Linked DNA regions of Mus musculus: region 2 is linked to region 1. A link is a loop called in an ENCODE intact Hi-C map of the cell type or tissue named here. Cell type or tissue: left cerebral cortex. All regions are shown on one strand.

Region 1 (2,500 bases):
TTTTCAGTTTCTGAAAAACTTAACAAAGAAAATGGAAAATCTATTCTTATTTCACTTTCCTCTTGCTAATTAAGAGGTATTGTTCATTATTATCATTATTTTTAATAGAATACTAGATAGGACTGGAGAGATGACTCAGAGTTCTTGCTCCTTTTGCAAAGAGTCTGTGTTAATTTCCCAGGACCCACATTTGGCAGCTCATACTGCCTGTAATTCTGGCCACAGACGTGCAGTGACTGTCTCCATGAGCACATGTATGTATGTGTCTACACATATACATATACATCATAAACATATGCATATATATATATACATCACATACATATATACAACATACATATACATCATATACATATGCATATACATATACATCATATACATATACACATACACATACACATATACATCATATGCATATACATCATATACATATACATATACGTCATATACATATGCATATACATCTATATCCAGCATACACATTTACATAGCTAAATCTTAAAAGTATGACATACTAAACACAAGTTTTCCAGGAGTTTATCTAGATCATTTCCTCCCACTAATCAATGTTAGAAAAGTGGCAGTTATATTTACTGAGTTAAAACCAAATAGGGAACCTTAAGTTAGAGAAGGAAATAGGTTGAACAGACTTGGCTTCCACCTAGAAATTCTAACAGATCAGGTCCAAAGGCTTTCTAGGATGACAGGACTCTTAGATATAAGACACATGCATATGTTAGGCACAGCATACCCTCCTTGCTGTTCTCGGTGCTTCTCTTAGGTCACAGATGGACTTTTATCACAGTTGTTCTCTCTGCGAAAAATGCCACCTTAGGGTTCCTGCACTTGAGAGTGCAGGAAGTGCAACTGAAGATCAAGTGAAATAGAACAAATAAATGGACTGACTGGAAGGTCCTAACAAAAGCCCTCACAGGTAGTTCTCATCCTGTGTATCTGATGACTCCATGTACCTCTGTGATGCAGATCCTATGAGCATACAGGATGTGACTGCCCAAGATGCCATAGTTGATATGGGAATCTCCCTGAGGGTAGACTGAGGGTAGCTCCTTACATGGCCGGCTGAAGCACTGCTGGAGTGCTAAAGAGAGGTTACTGGCTGAGGAATTAGACACTTACATTGTTGTGTAATAATTGGTGGCATTCATTTTTCATCACGCTGCTCTCCTTTTGAGGAATTCAGATAAACAAGTTAGTTGCCTTTTTCCAGATGCCTCATGGGGTACCAGTGCATCTCTGAGCCCTACAGCGGAACGAAGAAAATGTCAATGTACCAATAAGCAAGAAAGGGTGGTGTCCCTCGTTTTTATGTGTATTTCAGAGTACTTCTGATCCTTGAATAGGGCTTCTGTCGCCGTGGAGATGGGACTCCAGGTTTCTTCCACATTAACTACATGCCCTTTGAGAAGCTTCCTCTGTAAGAATCCAGATGTTCTGTGGCAGCAGAAGTTTTTCAAGGGACGTGCCATCTAGCGGCCGCCATTGTGAAGTGCAGCCTGCCGCTCAGCTGGCCCGTTGCTAAGGGCAGCAGCTGCAGCAGTTCATCTCCCTGTCTGAGGCAGAGAATCATGGGATGTTTACACTGAGAGCGACCTCCAGAGATTTCCTGTCAAGACATCTGCCTCCAACCAGCACGAACAATATGTCTTATGCTTATAGTGTTGTAAAAAAACAGTTACAAATAGTACCACATTTTAATTCTCACACCAGCCCCATGAAAGTTGATGTAATCATTATTTCCGTTTTAAAGATGAAGCTATGATCACTCATAACTTAAGTTTCTTGAGCACAAATCACAATATCTCCCCTTCAAGTCAACCATTTGCTGACCTCAGGAAAATATGTGGGCATTTAGAGACTTAAAAGAGACGTATCTAGTCCATCCTACATCTGAGTTTTTGCTGGAAAATCAGGCCAGTGTTTGGAGCTGAATTTACATAAATAGCTTTGAGTTATGAGCAAGTTTATTCTACCTGAAAATTTATCTCCAAAATTCTCTGTCAATGGACAAATCAAAGGGTCTGTGTGAAGGTCTCAGAAAGAATTGCCATGAGCCAACTATGGAGAGGAGGGGCTGAGTCCAGCAGCTGGGTTGATGAGGCACCTGGGAATACAGGAGAGGAGAGGGTATCAGAACAGGACTTGTAAGAAGAAATTAAGCCAGATATAACGGCGATGTGAAGTCACTGGGCACATCTAAAGTTCCTGCTTTAAATATTCAGCAGTCTTTGGGGAAGGAAATGAATTAGCCAATAGGGCCATCAGACAGCTGAATGAAAAGAGTGTTTGAAAGTAGGGGAGGGGGGGATCCACTATTTACTTACTCAGCAACCATTAGAGACTCTAGTTTCTCACAGAGGTTGAAAGCTCTGTGTCTGAAATCCTCTGACCTACTCTTGTGAGCATACATTTAAGCATGTTTGTGTGTGTCCATGGGGAGGGTGTGTGATCCACATGTCTATGCATATGTGTGGAGGCCAAG
Region 2 (2,500 bases), 650 kb before region 1:
GATTGGATATGTCATCACAAGCAGGAATCAGACTGAGGAAGGGACCAACTACAATGTTTAGAAGGCACACCTCCATTGACTTACTTCCTCCAGTGAATCCCTACTTTCTAAAGTTGCCAGAGCCTCCCCAGATAGCATCAGCAGTTGGGATTTAAGCATTCGACACACAAGCCTGTGGAATCCAGTTAAACCATAATCGCTTTGGGAGATACCAGTGCTGACCTGTGGCAGAGAGGTGGGGTCCTTACTCAAGTATGGCCTTACACGCTCGCTCGCCCTGACTTTAGCCACAACCTTTCTGTTTGGTATGCTGTGCTACTGAGAAAATGTAAACTGCCTCAGCAAGTTCAGACGGGAGCATGGAACCAATGTGAAAGCTTTGCAAGGAGAAAGAGCTTGGCGAGAAGCTGGGCTGTTCACAAAGGCACTGCCAAGTCTGTGCCACACCATCCCAGAATCCCTGTCTGAAAGGGAATCACAGGGACTTGGAGTAAAACATGGTCGCAAATGCTCAATAGAAGAAATAGAGTCCTGGCCAGAGTAGAGAAAAAATAAAATCAAATGCTAAAGGGGAGTACCATAGATGGGGGATAACGGAAGTCCAGTTGGCAGGGTAGTGTCTTCTGTATCCTAAATCAACAGATTTCCTGACTACAAGGTACAGAACAGAAGAACTAGTCTCCAACTAGCAAGGCAACCAAACATATTTGCCTCTTAAGCCAGAGAGCAGGGGACAGTCTAAGCACCCTCTGGGATTTCTCCCAGCATGGACTTGGCTATTCTTTTCTCATATGTAGCTACTTCTCTATCCTGATTTTCTCTAGTAGGAGGGATGGAACTACTGTCCCCAACCCCATGCATATCAGTGGGAAAAGCAGGGACTTGGTTCTCTGGTAGTATCTCTGCCTAGGTGTGTGGTACAAGGGGCACTAGAGTTTACTGTGCACTTAACACTCACTAGCTGTACCTTCCTCTTTTCATCTCCAGGAGGGACCCAGGGGATAAGGGCACAGGGATCAGTGTTAGATCCTTGTGACTAATGGCTGTAGGAGACCAAGAATCTTTTCAGAGCAAGGCTCTAGATAGCCTGCTTGACTGGGAGGTTTCATTTTGTTATTTAAAAATGAAATCTTGGTTCTAAGGCCCTGACTTGTCTGTGACTTTTCAAAAATAAATTAAGAATATGGAAGTTCCTAGGGGACTAACACTTGGGGCTCACTGATGGCCAAAGGGAACAGACTCTAACCTTTGATTGATTTTTTCTTCTTCCGTGCTTATTCTGCTTTGCCTTCCTTCAAAAGGGCACTGAGCCCAGAGTCTAGGAGTTTGCCACGTGGTGCTTCTTAGGAAAATGCTAACGAGCCTTCTTTCCCACAGACATCACAAGCTGGTCTGGGTTCTGGGAAAGCTTCACGCAGGGCTATGCAAATGTGGAAGGATGGTGCCAGTCTCACAGAGCAGGGGTGGCCCACCAAGCCCTTAGCGCCTGCAGCTGCATTCTAAACACTAGGTGGCAGCACGGAACTTCCTAAGCTTCCAGAAGAGGCGAAGCTCAAACTGAGCAATTTCCCCTTAAGAAGGGCACGCACAGAACCATGCAAAATGGGAGCAGTAATTCTGGGACGTGGCTAATCTCTGTAAGTCACACGATTGCAGATACAAGTGACAGCTGCAATAGGGGTGATGTTCTCTCATTCGCCGTGTCACCAGGATGCTATTTCGAATCTTCTTGAGATTAGAAAAAGGATTACAATTGCCCCCAGAGCCTTGCTATGTAATTTTTATCAGCCTTGATCTCTGAGTTCCCCCAGGCTGTGTGTGTGTGTGTGTGTGTGTGTGTATTCACAAACATGTTTCTATTGTCTGTATTAGCACAAGGAATAGGCTCATGGTGTGATGTAAGGTTCTTATAAATGATGTGAGTTTGCCATTAGGTCTGTATTTCCAGACTGGTTCCTTACTTCAAGACTCTTGGCTTCTCAGTTGTTTTCATTCCCTTGGATTTTGTGGCATAACATCAATTTCATAGCTATGCAGTCAGTGCAGAGCAGAGTCACAGAACAACAACAACAACAACAACAACAACAGAACAACAGCAACAACAAAAAAGATTCTCCATCTTTATTTTAATGCTCTGTGCTATTGCTGTTTTAAAACATTTAGTGTTCTTTGAACAAGGGGTCTTGTATTTTATATAAAGTTGACATATCCTCCCTAAAGTTCTGGAGATGAATGAAACACATAAGTTTCAAAAAACTCCTGAAACTTAACAAGATTCATGGGTCCCATCTCAAAGTTATATAAATGCAACCACCTCCAAGTTGAACTTGGGGCTCCATTGGTGTATCTTTTATAAGTTGGACATCTGTTGAGGTGGGCTTTGGGGGATACAGCTGCCTTTTGGCCCAAGTGCTCCTGAAAGTTACCTCAGTGAACACACTGGTTCATTAGGTCAGACTTCAGTGGGACTATCGTCAGTACCCTGTCAGAGGGTGAATAG

What was found. A loop is a pair of places that touch in the nucleus more often than their neighbours do. Peaks named below come from ENCODE experiments on the same cell type or tissue, not always from the same donor. Only the 100,000 strongest peaks of a DNase experiment are listed, where the experiment ranks them.
Region 2: a loop joins it to region 1, with 2.0 times the contacts of the local background. A loop is called at or near these places in 9 of 42 quality-filtered maps.

Annotation. Positions count from the first base shown.
Region 1 is chr1:194,221,678-194,224,177 of GRCm38, forward strand. 4930503O07Rik (RIKEN cDNA 4930503O07 gene) reads right to left here and starts at 1,082. Exons shown (of 3, transcript NR_040477.1): 1 at 752-1,082. In left cerebral cortex, a CTCF peak has its summit at 1,495 (motif pointing left); a DNase peak (open chromatin) is centred at 1,507.
Region 2 is chr1:193,574,673-193,577,172 of GRCm38, forward strand. No RefSeq gene overlaps it. Among named protein-coding and RNA genes, the nearest start is that of Mir205hg, 66 kb to the left of the region's middle. In left cerebral cortex, a CTCF peak has its summit at 1,503 (motif pointing right); DNase peaks (open chromatin) are centred at 402 and 1,495; H3K27ac peaks cover 1,232 bases.